5 separate regions of the Homo sapiens genome follow, and regions 1, 2, 4 and 5 are each linked to region 3. A link is a contact called in ENCODE Hi-C or POLR2A ChIA-PET data. All regions are on one chromosome and are shown on one strand. The core of a region is the stretch at or near the end of the contact, and the rest is flanking DNA. Distances in the headings are between cores, read along the strand shown.

Evidence for each region. A loop is a pair of places that touch in the nucleus more often than their neighbours do. ChIA-PET counts read pairs that join two places held with the same protein, here RNA polymerase II (POLR2A). Pooled maps may share reads with other maps.
Region 1: a map of CD8-positive, alpha-beta T cell shows a loop between it and region 3 (22-fold over the local background). The contact joins the promoter of YBX1 here to the promoter of IPO13 in region 3. A Hi-C loop is called at or near these places in 2 of 168 maps with a recorded cell type or tissue (CD8-positive, alpha-beta T cell and naive thymus-derived CD4-positive, alpha-beta T cell) and 9 of 50 pooled maps.
Region 2: a pooled map shows a loop between it and region 3 (12-fold over the local background). The contact joins the promoter of NASP here to the promoter of IPO13 in region 3. A Hi-C loop is called at or near these places in 4 of 50 pooled maps.
Region 4: a map of B cell shows a loop between it and region 3 (7-fold over the local background). The contact joins the promoter of C1orf50 here to the promoter of IPO13 in region 3. A Hi-C loop is called at or near these places in 1 of 168 maps with a recorded cell type or tissue (B cell) and 8 of 50 pooled maps. POLR2A ChIA-PET finds 5 or more read pairs at or near these places in 3 of 52 experiments (A673, CD8-positive, alpha-beta memory T cell and activated T-cell).
Region 5: a loop to region 3 is called in a pooled map, with 14 times the contacts of the local background. The contact joins the promoter of ZNF691-DT here to the promoter of IPO13 in region 3. A Hi-C loop is called at or near these places in 1 of 168 maps with a recorded cell type or tissue (breast epithelium), 1 of 37 single-sample maps with no recorded cell type and 9 of 50 pooled maps.

What each region holds. Positions count from the first base shown.
Region 1 is chr1:42,681,138-42,683,837 of GRCh38, forward strand. YBX1 (Y-box binding protein 1) reads left to right here and starts at 1,281. Exons shown (of 8, transcript NM_004559.5): 1 at 1,281-1,594; 2 at 2,266-2,329. The coding sequence starts at 1,429. It also overlaps a transcript of PPIH not described here. RefSeq lists an enhancer at 937-986 and silencers at 1,427-1,626, 1,817-1,926, 2,037-2,186.
Region 2 is chr1:45,582,781-45,585,480 of GRCh38, forward strand. NASP (nuclear autoantigenic sperm protein) reads left to right here and starts at 1,261. Exons shown (of 15, transcript NM_002482.4): 1 at 1,261-1,425. The coding sequence starts at 1,367. RefSeq lists enhancers at 337-396, 847-1,156 and silencers at 687-746, 1,657-1,956.
Region 3 is chr1:43,945,631-43,948,330 of GRCh38, forward strand. IPO13 (importin 13) reads left to right here and starts at 1,320. Exons shown (of 20, transcript NM_014652.4): 1 at 1,320-2,054. The coding sequence starts at 1,971. It overlaps LOC101929609 (a long non-coding RNA gene), which reads right to left and starts at 969. Exons shown (of 2, transcript NR_188535.1): 1 at 851-969. RefSeq lists a silencer at 1,116-1,365.
Region 4 is chr1:42,765,735-42,768,570 of GRCh38, forward strand. C1orf50 (chromosome 1 open reading frame 50) reads left to right here and starts at 1,515. Exons shown (of 5, transcript NM_024097.4): 1 at 1,515-1,656; 2 at 1,775-1,890. The coding sequence starts at 1,578. P3H1 (prolyl 3-hydroxylase 1) reads right to left here and starts at 1,294. Exons shown (of 15, transcript NM_022356.4): 1 at 773-1,294. The coding sequence starts at 1,237. RefSeq lists an enhancer at 553-672 and silencers at 933-1,042, 1,663-1,802.
Region 5 is chr1:42,845,118-42,847,817 of GRCh38, forward strand. It overlaps ZNF691-DT (ZNF691 divergent transcript), which reads right to left and starts at 1,297. Exons shown (of 5, transcript NR_186083.1): 1 at 1,140-1,297. It overlaps ZNF691 (zinc finger protein 691), which reads left to right and starts at 1,496. Exons shown (of 4, transcript NM_001242739.2): 1 at 1,496-1,540. RefSeq lists enhancers at 1,033-1,302, 1,463-1,532.

The DNA of each region.
Region 1 (2,700 bases), core at 31-2,530, 1.3 Mb before region 3:
AAGATGCCCCTCCCTACTTATGACTCTAAAATTGCTCTTCTCACTCTTCCCCTCAGGATATATTTCCAATTAAATATACCTAAGTGACTGCCCACCTCTGCAACCCAATGTCACATTCGAGTCTTACTGAACTACTTGACTGCATTTCCCGAGATCTCACCTCTTCTCGCCTGTACCCTGTGCGCGGAAAGTCAGCCCTCCACCTTCTCCCTGCTTCCACTCCCAAAATACTTCGTGGTTTTGCAGCTCTGGAGTATTTACCGTGTTGGCTGTTTAAATTTCTGCCTCCATCAGAAGGCAGAAACTGACTCGCGAACTATTCCATCCCCAGCCGATAGTAGACGCTTAAAAAAGAACGAAAGAAGGTGGGTGGAGGACTTCAGTAACATCAGGTGGCAGCCTCAATTTTATCGTTTGTGAAACGTGGATAGTAATCCCTCTATCACGTGGCTGTTGCAGGAATAAAGTGAAAAAACAAAACAGGCTAGCTTGTTCAATAAATGTGAGTTGAATTAAATCTGATTTGTGGTCAGTAGAAAAAGATGTGAATACTTGGAAAGGAAGACACATTTTTTTAAATATATGCCTGGTAAAACGGATCAGAAGGCAGGTCCCCATGGAGCACACCCTCGCCCTAAACATGCTGAACCCGGGCTGCCATAGCCTGCGTGGTCCCTCCAAGGTGACTGCTCCGACAAAAGGGTACGCTCTTCAAACGCATACGTTTAAGGCAATTCCAGAAACCCTCGGCTGTGCCGCGACTACACGGCCATTAAAGAAAAGACGACTCTATGCCCGCCGTAATGTTCTCAGATCACAGGGACCGTATTTGGAGCTGGGAGGGAGGGAAGCCTTTTCTTCACGGGGGGCTAAGGCGTCTTCGAGCCCCCTTCCAATCCCGGGTCCGGCCGGGTAATCCCTGCCCAGCGTTCGGGCGTGCCTTTTTTTCAGCCGAGACACAACCCTGAACGTGGGGCCCGCCAGCCCGGCGGCTGCCTCGTGGAAGTCACGTTCCTTCTGCCCGTCCTCTCGGGTACTCTATGGTTTTCGTGGCCGACTACTCTAATTCTAGTTCCGGTCTCTATGGCGGCCGGCGGAGGCAGGAACGGTTGTAGGTCGACTGAATTAGCCGCCAAAGGTCCAATGAGAATGGAGGACTGATAAAATATTAGCCAATAGAAGCTAGGGATTGGGGTCAGGTGGGCAGATTGACAGTACCACTGGCCAGTGAACAACGCCTAGGGCGGGTCGCTCGTAGGGCTTATCCCGCCTGTCCCGCCATTCTCGCTAGTTCGATCGGTAGCGGGAGCGGAGAGCGGACCCCAGAGAGCCCTGAGCAGCCCCACCGCCGCCGCCGGCCTAGTTACCATCACACCCCGGGAGGAGCCGCAGCTGCCGCAGCCGGCCCCAGTCACCATCACCGCAACCATGAGCAGCGAGGCCGAGACCCAGCAGCCGCCCGCCGCCCCCCCCGCCGCCCCCGCCCTCAGCGCCGCCGACACCAAGCCCGGCACTACGGGCAGCGGCGCAGGGAGCGGTGGCCCGGGCGGCCTCACATCGGCGGCGCCTGCCGGCGGGGACAAGAAGGTCATCGGTGAGGACCGGACAGGGACGGGGGTGGGGCCCTCGGGCAGCCCAGCAGCGGAACCGTTAGCCGGAGCTGGGCGAGCCGGCGGGCGCGCGGCCGGTGGGCACCGACTCCGCGGCGCGCGGCCGCCCATCCCCCCCGTCCCCCCCTCACTCCCTCTCGCGGGGACCCGCCCGGCAGGCGCGCGCGCACTGCCTCCCGCGCCCCCTGTGGACCCCGCGCGGCCGCGCGCCCCTCCCCCTGCGGCCGCGCGCCGCCGACCGCGTGTGCGACGGGGTCCCCTCCCCGCCGACCGGCCTCGTGCGCTCGGGCCCGCACGCCGTTGTTCGCGTCACCCCCACCCAGCTCCCTTCCGCGTGTGCTCGGAGGGCGCGGCGCACCGCCTACGCAGGCCGGAGCGGCTTCCCCTTCCCTCACGTGCTCTCCGTCCGCGGCCTGCGCACACACCCATCCTGGGGCCCGCGCCCCGGGCCTGCCCTGGAGCGCCCCGCGCTTCAGACTCACCCACGTGTGCGGCGGCGGCGGCGACTGCGTGGCCCCGCACCCGGGCGGTGGAGAGAAAGGGCTGTCAGGTGGCCGCGGCGGCCGGCGTGCGAGGGACCGGATGCCCAAGCCGGGCGGATTTGGAAAAGGATAGCTGGTAATCGTGGCTTGTTTTGCTTTGTTTTCTTTTCCAGCAACGAAGGTTTTGGGAACAGTAAAATGGTTCAATGTAAGGAACGGATATGGTTTCATCAACAGGTGAGCTGCCGGGCTCTGAAGCCTCCATCCCACCTTCTTGCTTGCTTCCTGCTCTGTCGGCTTCTCGGGGCTTGGGAAGCCCCAATCCACAGCTCTGTTCTGAAAGGCGTTTACTACCTCTGGTGTATTAGTATGATTTTTTGTTGTTGTTGTTTTCCTTGATTAGGGATTAGTGGATCTAGAGAATGCCTTTGTTTTGCAGCTAAATATTAATTTGAAGCTAACTTAAAAGGCTTCGTCACAGTACAAAGCAATTCAAAAGGCAAGCGGAGTGAATGAGCCATTCCTTAACAGGGTAAACGGGAAACTACGGTCCAGTACATTTTTATCCTTGTCATCTTTTTCTACTTTATTGAACTCGGTATTTGAGA
Region 2 (2,700 bases), core at 11-2,510, 1.6 Mb after region 3:
CTGCCTTAGCCTCCCGAGTAGCTGGGATTACAGGAGCCTGCCACCACACCTGGCTAATTTTCGTATTTTTAGTAGAGACGGGGTTTCACCATGTTGGCCAGGTTGGAACCTTGGCCTATTTATTTATTTATTTTTGAGACGGAGTTTCGCTCTGTTGCCCAGGCTGGAGTGCAGTGGCGAGCTCTCGGCTCACTGCAACCTCTGCCTTCCGGGTTCTAGTATTCTCCTACCTCAGCCTCCCGAGTAGCTGGGATTACAGGCGCCCGCCACCACGCCCGGCTAATTTTTGTATTTTTTAGTAGAGACGGGGGGGTCTCACCATCTTGGCCAGGCTGGTCTTGAACTCCTGACCTCGTGATCCACCAGCCTAGGCCTCCCAAAGTGCTGGGATTACAGGCGTGAGCCACCGCGTCCGGCCCCTTGGTTTATTTTTCTAAGAAACAGACTAACACTGATCTCACTAGTAGCATTGTTAATATTAAACAAGATAGCTAATAGCTTTAAAGCGTCTAATCACGGTACCCCCACGAGTAGTAGTCACACAGCAAATCATAGGCAGGAGTGGACAAACAGCGCTGGGAGCATTAATTCTGGTAGATTTGGAGTCTGGGCAGGGCCTAAGAGGATGGGATCAGCGGATTGGGCCAGCCAAAGGGGGCGGGTTCAGAGGGAGGAGCCAGCTGCCTCCCGCTGCAAGCCCCGAGCTTTGAATCAAGCGCGGTAGTTTCAGCTGTAGCCAATCCTAGAACAAAATCTTTTTGCGTCAGTTGTTGCTGAGGCCTAGATCTCACCCAGATCAGTTCTAGTCGCTGCTGCTTGTACCCGTCCTCGGCCCTTGCGTGTCCGTCCGTTACGACTCAGAGGACGGAGAGAAAGTCTAAGTCACCTTCCTCAGTATCCAGGCCGGAAGGAGACTCTCAGCTACTCGCCCTGAACATGCAGAGCAGCACTGGCTTCCCTGTCTCTGGATGCCGCAGGGGCGTCCTGTCAGGAGTTGTAGTGTCAAGATTCCAGTTCTTCTTATGCGACTTGCTGGAGAAGCAGGAAGTTGCTGTTTATTGGAGAAGTCGGGCTAGGGAGGGAAACAATCCCGCGGAGCCATATGGAGAGGGCAGGAGGTGTCTAGATAGTGGTAGGCCGGCGGGGGACGGAGGGTATGGGTGGTGAGTCCTGGCCCTTTAAACCCGAGGGGGAGGATCCGGAAGTGGATGGGCGGGGCGAAGGGTCCTCGTATATAAAAGGGCCCCGGCCGCGCGGGGTCTCTAATCTGCCATTTTCTGTCCCTGAGTGAGTCTCTGGCGTCCCAAATTGCCTGTTTTTCTCGCAGGCTCTATTCCGTTCGCTGGTTCGCCACCTCAGGGGAACGATGGCCATGGAGTCCACAGCCACTGCCGCCGTCGCCGCGGAGCTGGTTTCTGCCGACAAGTAAGCGGGACTGTGGAAAGCTTAAGGCACTGGCCAGTCCGCGGGGAGGGCTAATGGACGGGGGCTCCGGAGAAGGGGCAGACCGGTGGGCGGGAGTACTTGCCTTCCCAAGAGCAGCTGTCGCTGTTCGGGAAGGCCTGGTCACTGGAGCAGTCCTTCTTTTGCTGAGAGCCTCGCGCAGCAGCGGTAACGGCGGTCGGCTGGCGCCCCCTGCCCCGCTTTTCGCGGCCGCCATCTTGCCGGGGGCAGCGGCGGCTGTATCCTTCGCCTGCCCCTCTCCTTCCTCCCCCAGCCCGGGGCGGTTGGCCGGGAGGCGGGGCCCTGGCGCGCGGGTTGGCCTTCACGCCCCTTCTGTCCCCAGCGTGTGCCTCTGGTAGAACCCCTGGATAACCCGGGAATATAACCAACGAAGATTTGGCGCCAAAAGGGAAAAAAAACCTTGCACGAGGAAGGAGGCTGGACCTGAGGGGTCGGGGTGGGCGGGGCCTTGCTGAGGGCGGGGTTTTGCGCGCGTGCGTTCGCTTCCCTCGCCGGCCCTGGGGCAGGGGGCGGGGCCTTGAGGAGGCGGGAAAACTCCATTGTTTGGGGCCGCTGCGGCTCCAGCAGGAGCTTTGGACTATCTCCGTGGGGCCGGCGAGGCTAGTTCCCCCCGACACCTCGCTCACGTCTTGTGCTGGGAGATAGTTATCGCTCCCCGCGACTCCGTGAGCCCCTGCCTGTGGTGGGGAGGATTGTCGTTCTTTAGACTTTGGAGGTGGTGTCTGTTTGGGGGGAACATTACCGGACGTAAAGCGTCTTCAGGAAGCGCTGTCTGGAGCTCTCACCAGCACTGTTTGGTTGCTAGGTGAATCGGCAGTAGTATGCACGAAGTGGAGAAGGACTGGAGGGAAACAAGATAGGATTGTTTTGAAAGCGGCACAGTGCCACTCAGGCGTAATCTGTTTTTTGAACAGTGGAGGGAAACACTACACGAGTTCAAGGAAACAAGTGCTGTTTCCCATACAGTAGGTCTGATTTCCCAATCTTGCCATATTTTTTTAGGCATCTGGTTCTATTTTTTTTTCTAATCTTGTGCGCTTTAGAGGTTAGTTGCCTTCCCTGTAAAAGGAATGGTTGCTGTGAAGTTTTTTAAATTGATATTCTATAGGCTTACACTCTGTCATGATTATGTCTTTGTTTGTTTATAGTTAGAGATTTACGTATATCTCTGCTTACCACCTTTTCTCTCTGCGTTCTTGTAGAGCAGTGGTTCTCAAGTCACCCTGAGAATCATTT
Region 3 (2,700 bases), core at 70-2,569:
CCTCCCATAGTGCTGGGATTACAGGCGTGAGCCACCGCGCCCGGCCTACTTGCTATTCTTTATTGATGAAGACTTGCTGAATGACTTAGAGTCCTACTGGATTTTGCTTACCAGCTAAATGGGCCCCTCTCCTTCCCAGGCTCTCTATTCTTCAAGCTCAGATCAAGTTTCTCTTCTCAGGGAAGCCTTCATGGACCTTCTCAGGCCTCAGCAGCTGCTGCCAATGCCAGCTTCCAATGCCAGCTTCCTCCATTTGAACAAAACTACGGAGCTCTTTGCACTTTTAATTTTTTCCTCTTCCCTGCTAGGGTAGCTGGCAGGAGTTAATAAACAATAAAATACAACTGGAGGGGTGACAGGCAGGAACTACCGGGGCCTGTGGCAGACCAGATCTATGGCATGGTCTGCCACCCTGTCTGTGTGCCAGGGGCAAGATAAGCCTAACTTTCCCCAAGCTCGATTTCCTCATCTCATCTGAAAATGATGAATAAAAATATCCACCTCAGAGCTATTAAGAAAACTGAACCTAAGGTAAGCAAAGTCCTGCTCCTAGCACTTAAATGTAAGCTACTCTTACTCTAGTTACACATAAAGTTACTTCCAAAAACCTTACGAAATTCCCCGAGCACTGTCCATGGTATGTGGTTTCCCGGTTGCTTATTGGGTGGTCCCGAGAGCCTTCCTTTTTTCCTTCCTGAGGCGTGCCAAGTCCCCTCTCCTCTTCTCTGGGTGGTGCTGACGCCTTCTTCCCAGGCTGCACCTTTGCTGGGCCGGAGGATGCCCCCGGCAGCGGAGCGCCAGAGTGACCAGGCAACCTCCCCAGCCTCCACCCTCTAGCCCGGGCTCCCACCTCCGTCCTCCGGCCCCTCGAGTCACGTCGTCCTACTAAGGAGTTGGGCCGCAGCGCCCCGCGCCGGTCTGACCCGGAATGCCTGCTCGCCGCGGTAGGCCGAGGACAGGCGGGGCTCTGCAGGTCCCCAACCCACGTGCTCCCGGCCTCCTCCGCAGGGCGCCGCCTTCCGGCTAGGCGCAACACGGACTACATTTCCCAGGGTGAACAGCGGCGGGGCCTAGACTCGGCCGCGGCCTGGGGCGGCGAGCCGCTCCACCGCCTGCTCAGGGGAGTGCGAGCTGGCGCGAGGACAGGGCTAAGGACCCGGAATGAGTTTCCGCGCAGTTCCGCTGGGCCGTGCCGGCCTGTACCGGGCCGTGCCGAGCCAGAACTGGCAGGAGTGGGGGCCTGAGTTGGAGGTGCCGGGGACAGGCGCTCGGGGCAGCCCGCGCCTTGCCGAGGTCCCTGCCCCGTCCCGGCCGGCCTGGCTTGTCTTGTCAGTCACTGGGGCGGAGGCAGCGGCTGTAGCGGGGCTGTAGCCGGGCGTTGAGCACAGCGCGGGCCAGGCCGAACGGAAGGGACCTGCCACAGCCCCTCAACTCCACGGACTCTTCGCCCTAGACTAGCGGAGCTGCATCTCCGCGCTTCGTTGGACGCCTCCGTAACCACGAAGGGCTCTCTCTCTCCCGTGACCCTCCAGCCCCATGACCTGTTCATAGCAGCCGAGAGCTCACCCAGGCGGGGGTGTTGTGGGTACAGGCCATCGACCCTGTGACCCCTCAAGAGCCAGGGACTCGGTTTCCCCCGCAGGCCTCCCTCCCCTGTGACTCCCTCCACACAGATTCTGGGGACAGAGCTGTTACCTGCCACTAGGATCCCCGCCTGAGAGCTCCTCACTGACGGCTCCCTCCTCGGAGTCCCCTTCATTGGGTCTCCTAAGAGCACCAATTTTGGTCTCTGGCAAGCCTCCCACCCCCAAACGAGGTGGGGAGGCCTCGGCAGCCATGCCCGCCCTGGGCCCCCCCTCACCCCACCACTCCCTGGGCACCCAAGCCGGGGTCTAGCAGGGGGCCAGCAGCCAAGGGGCTGGGGCAGGAGACAGATCAGGGCCCACCTCCCTGCCAGGGAGGGAGCAAAGATGGAGCGGCGGGAGGAGCAGCCGGGGGCTGCAGGGGCTGGAGCAGCACCAGCCTTGGACTTCACTGTGGAGAACGTGGAGAAGGTATGAGGGCTCTGGGGTGGGCACTCCAGTGACAGAGCAGAAGTTCTGGGGACTGTCACTGATGGCAGAGCTCAGGCCTGGGCTGGGTGCCCGCTGGTATGGTGCCCCCAGAGCACCTGGCATTTGCTCTCTTTCTGGGCAGGCAGTATTGCAGTGCCCTAATGGGCTATTTTTGTCTTTCCTTACAGGCAGGTCCCCTGTGGATAGATACTCTAGGGTCTTGGGATGGTCCCTTCAGGGTGCTGTGACTTAGCCTTCCGTCCAGACTGGCTATGTTCCAGCTCCATGGGAACTGCATGAGCAGTGCAGTAGGAAACTGGGAACCCAGGAGACCTGCAGCTCAGTCTCCTGGAATTATACTGATGCCAAACCATCCTGGACCTGGTTTTGTTGAGCCAAGGGCTCAGAAAATAATCTGGAACTAAAACAATCTGGGTTGTTTTGACTCTTTGGAGAAGGGTCCTTCCTTTATTGGATGGAAGCCAGACCAGTCCTGAGCAGGCAGGCCTGGGGCTGTCTCCCTTTGTTTTGTGCTGAGTCCAAGGGTCCTGGCCCTGCTGGGAGCCTTACAGGGCTCCTCCCTACTCGCCTGCCCACATAGCTCCCTGCCATGGCCCTCCCAGGCTCCCCGACTGCCCAGCCCATC
Region 4 (2,836 bases), core at 265-2,764, 1.2 Mb before region 3:
TTCTCCCCCCACCCCCAATACAGTGGGACTAATAACAGCATCTACCTGACAAGATATTATGAAGATTAGGGCAAATGCGTTAATAAATGCAAACTGCTTAAAATAGTGCCTGGAAGTATGTGCTGGCTATCATCATCATCATCATCGTCACCATCACCACCACCAAACAAGCCTGGAACGCTCCAAGCCCAAGTGTACACTTGGACACATGGCACTCTGGCATTCCGAAAAATACTCATTTTCTTTGTAAACCTGGCAGACTAGCCAGAGGGTCCCCCCCCCGCCCCCACACACACACAGAAAGGGCCAGGCAGCCCCTGCTGGCGACGTGGCAACCTCACATCCTGAAAGAGAGCTGCTGAATCAAACAGCAGGAAAAGCACCACTGGAAAACCAACCGGAAGGGAGATATTGTAGACCGCTACTAGCTTCTCACTCGGACACTTACAATGACATCAGAATGGGAGACCCAAACTGCCGCTTTAATTCCTTCCAGGAGATTTCCCAGGGAACAAAATGGCCATGAGTTTTGCTTGGCCTGTGCCCTAACCCCAGGCTGGACCTTTGGGGTTAGCATCTGCCCATGCGAACTGGGCGAGGAAGGTCTCCTGCCAGGGAGCAGCTCTCCCCGGCTCCGAGGAGAGCTCCCCAGCCAGGAGGCCACTTTCCCCTCCCTGCGGACACTTCCCCGATCCCCCAAGCTCCTCAGGTCCCCTGCAACACTCCTCTCCCCAGAAGGACCCCGGCCGCCTGGTTCCAGGCAGGTCTGCACCTTGAAGTAGGCGACCTGCAGGTAGTTGTAGGGGCTCCGCTTGCGGAACTCCAGCTCCATCTCTTCGCTGAGCGAGTGGGCGGCCGGCGGCCCGAGGCAGCGGCGCAGGCAGGCAGCGCGACGCAGAAGGCCCCCGAAGAAGCTCAGGTCGCGCAGGGCGGCGGCGCCCGAGGCCTGGGCCGGGCTGGGGGACCAGTCGGGGTCCAGCTCCCACGGGAAGTCGGCGGCACACTGGGTGCGGCAGCGCAGGCGAAGGGCGCGGAGGGCTGCCCGGGAGCGCAGCGCCCGTTCCATGCTCAGGACCACCCCGGGCCAGTCCCCGCGCGCGTAGGCTGCGGTCCCCTCGGCGAAGAGCAGATCAGGCGTCACCATGCCCCATCCTGCCTCGGACTCGACCTCGGCTTGGGAGGCAGCGGCCACGACAGCCAGCAGTGTGGTCAGCAGCTTCAACGCGCGTACCGCCATCGCTCCCTCAGACCTAACGGAACCGCCAGCCACCCGCCACCAAGGCCGGAGTCCTACCCCCGGCGAAGGCCCGCCCCCGGGCGAAGCCCCACCTTCCAAGCCGGGCGGCGCATGCCCACGAGGCTTGCACCGCCTCTTTTCCTTTCAGTCAGCCCGGATCCCCCCACCGGCCCTCAGCGAATCCCGGCGCGTCAGCCGGAGCCCCGCCTCCGAGCTCAGGCCTTGCTCAGTCGAACTGACGCCCAGTAGACAAGAAAGACGGAAGCTCCGCCCACGCGCCTTTATGCGCAGGCTCTTCCTACTCGCACAGCCCAGGGAGTGGGGAGGATAAGGCGCTGTCATGGAGGACGCCGCCGCGCCGGGGCGGACCGAGGGGGTCCTTGAAAGGCAAGGAGCGCCGCCAGCTGCAGGCCAGGGAGGTATGCGGGGCGGGAGTCAGCAGGGGGAAGTCAGCTCCCGCGAGGCAGCCGGTCTCGGGGCTCCGCGGGAGGCCGACGGCGGGAGCTCACGGCTTGTGTTCCTGGGTGTGTGTCGCAGGAGCCCTGGTGGAGCTCACCCCGACCCCCGGCGGCCTGGCCCTGGTGAGCCCCTACCACACCCACCGGGCCGGGGACCCCTTAGACCTCGTGGCGCTCGCAGAGCAGGTGCAGAAGGTGAGGAGGCGCGGCCGGGGCAGCGAATAACCATCTTCGTTCACGTTGTACTCTGCGTCTTTCGGCTCAGACCTCACTACCACCTATGGTGGGGGTGGCATTTGCTCTTGTCTCCATTTTACAGACGAGTAAAGCCGACTGTCATTGTGAGTCGGTGGCCTGATTCGAATGACCTTCTGGGACCAAAGGTTCCTCTAACTGCAACTTGAGTGCCCATAATCTTCCTTCGTGGGAAGGTTTACACAACACTTTAGTGTTCATTATTTCATTTGCACCTTAGGACAGCCTTGTGAGGTAGGCAGTACAGAGTTATTCTTCCCATTTGACACAAAGAAAAGTTCTTCGGGAAGTTTCAAGGTCCGCTTATTTTAAGCTGCTTCCCATAAGATCTTTGTTACCTGAGAGTTTAAACATCTTCTAGCAGGGCAAGGACTCCAAGTTTAGTCCTCATTAAACACAGTATTCCCAAGCCCAGTGTTTATATATGGATGGCCAAAATAAGTCAAATAAGGAGGAAATGTGAAATAATGGAAAAAACACTGGAAGTTTGGACACATGAGTATTAATCCCACTTTTGATACTAACTTGCAGTGCGACTTAAGGCAGATTACTTCTCTCTGGACCTCAACTATTTTATCTGTGAAGTGAAAGGTTTGAAGTAGTAGAGCTCCAAGATCTAAAGTTTTGTCATTATTCAATGAAAAACCAGATTCCTTCTTATCTCTTATCAAGACTTCCAGTTGTACACCCTCTTCAGTGTCCACAGATGGAGGGTCCTGCTGTTTTAAAGATTATCATGGCCCCTTATCCCTGTATACACTATCAGATTTGGCCTTGATTATGTTCCAGGGTCTTTGCTTTGCCCAAAATTATTTAATGTGCTCAAATTCCCTCACATCTCTTTTTTTTTCAATGATCCTAGAAATCCTTCGAATCCTTTTTTTTT
Region 5 (2,700 bases), core at 47-2,546, 1.1 Mb before region 3:
AGTCTGCTCTCTAGTATTTTATTTTATCAATTTATAAACAAATAGTGTTCATAAGGCACACATATTTCACTCAACCATATTCAGTTCCAAACATGCATTCCTGAATATCCCAATCTTAAAACTAACTCACATTGTCAGCTTGTGGAGGCAGAATACATGCATACATATACACATACATACATGAATATACATATAATATACACACACATATGCATACATACACATATACACATGTATACATGTATGTGTATATACATATCTGTACTACATAGGTGTATATATATGTATATGTATTTAGCATGTATGCACGTGTATATGTATACACATATATACATATGTATGTATAATACATATTCACACATGTATGCATGTATATACACATGTATACATTAGTATATGTATATACACATGTATGTGTATTATACATGTATATATGTACATACATATCAGTCTACTGATTTGAATATTAATGTCATCAAGAAATAACCTCAATATATGTATGTATTATAACCTTACAACTATATAAAACATACATACATATATATGTATATATGTATACACATACACATGCATGAGAATATATGTATGTATATATAATATCCTCACAGTAATTCTGCCAGGGATTTTATGGGGGAGGGAGTTGGTACTCCAAATGGCTAGGTGGTAGAGCCAGAGTTTTATACTTGGTTTATCTAGCTCTGAAGGCAATGCTCCTTGTTCTTTGCACTGAAACATTGTGCAGATACGAGAAGCCTGTAGTTTACGTATTTCATTAGCCTTTTATTATTTTAAAAAATAAAACCTGAAAAAAAAGACCTAGTCCTGGATACTTTGGTGATCTTGTTGTGTCTGGATTGACGAACACGTGTCAGGCTTAATTAGGGATGCACGCGGAACCCGGGAAAATCCCTGCTCAGGGGGGCTGGAAGACCTGGAGGTTGATCCTTGAACAGGGTACTTTTAGCTTCTCCGATAAGGAGATTGGGTTATTTTATCTTTAAACTCCCTTCCAGCTCTACCCTCCTTTGATTTTAAGTTATAAACCTTGAGTGAGGTGCCAGACTCTAGGCTTCGTTGGACGTCTACAGGACGGTCAAGGATTACCAACTCAAAGTAAAGAAGGAAATTTGAGTACTTGCCCCCTTGGAGGTTGTGTAGGTTGGCTATACAGATTCTACAACTTCCCAGACGAGTGGCCCTGAGACTTGGGGCTGAACGCGCGAGCACGGAAAGAAATCCCACCGTAGGACGGAACCCAGTCTCTTCAGCTCCATCCTAAACTTCGCAAGTTTTCTCTGAGTCTACGCGCTTCCTTAGGACTACAACTCCCAGCATGCCACGCCAGCGGTCAAAGCTTATTGGTGGTCCTGCCAGGTCGCTTGCGTTGTGGCAGTCATGGTAGCCAATGGAAATAAAGAATTATCCCAAGAAACCAATCCTGGAGTAGTAGGGCGGATCCTTCCTGGGTTCCGGCTCCGGCTCCAGCTCCTTCCCTCGCCTACAGAGGCGGCGCTGTCCCTGATCGAGCGGCGGGAGCGAGGTGGGTCCGGGTTGGGCCCGAGGTCGCGGGGGGAGGCGGACACGACTTCGCGGGAAACTCTGTACACGGCCACTTCCCTCTCACCGAGGATCTGGATGCTGCTGCTTTGCTCCCTGGACCGAGTGGGAAGCCAAGGGGCCTTGTGGTCCCTCCGCCGCGACCCTCGCCCTGGCCCCCGGCCCACGCAGCCAGGTGGCTGTCCCCAACCCATTCCCCGGCCCTTCTGTTGGGTTTGAGTATACAGCCTTCCTGCCGCTGACCATACGTTTAGGATCAGCCCCTCCTCCTCTCCCACCTCTCTGGCCCCAAGCCCGCCGGCAATCTCTGAAACCAGCTCTTGTACCCTTGGACCTCCGCCATTGGCTTCTCCCCGCCCCGCAACACACAACTCAGCTCTTGGGCCCTGGCCTGTGACACTTCTGGCAGCCTTTGCTTCCTCTTCCCTGACCGTCTCCTGCGACCCTCTGACTTCCTTGGTCCTCCTGTATCTCTGACCCGTTATCTAGCTTCCCTGTACAATTACCCTGTTAGCACCTTGCTCTTGGTCTTTCATAGCTCCTCTCTCCTCTTCCTCCCTGCAGCCCTTGACTTGGCCCCAAAGACCTGTAACTTCGGACCTCCATACCGCACTATGGCTTGGCCCCTTGCCTTTAACCTAGGCGCTTCACCTTCATCATCTGTGATCACTAGCCCCATCTTCTTGGCTCTTAACTTCTTAGACCTGGCCCCTCCTCCACTTCTCAGCCCCTTCCACCGTTGCTTCTCTCTGTGCAGCTGAGCCACCAGGAAGACAAAGCCCAATAGACCCCTTTTCCCCCCAGATCTCTGCAGTGTGATATGAAAGTGCCTCTGTACTTCAGCTGCACTGTCTTCTCAGTAGGTAGTTGCCTCTTTATCTCTGCAAGTCCCAGTCTTACCCATCCTGCAAACCTTAGGTCAAATACCTACTCCTCCTTGAAACTTCTCAGCCCTGATTTCATCAGGGAGATACATCTGTATCATGTGAACTTCAGTGGTACTGTTTTTATTTCCTTCCTTCCCGTCTTCTCTCCTTTTTTCCTTCAGTAATAGTATAATGGTTAAAAGCACTGACTTTGAAGTGATGGGCATAGGCCCCAGTTCTGCCACTTACTTGCTGTGTGCCCTTGGGCAAGATACTT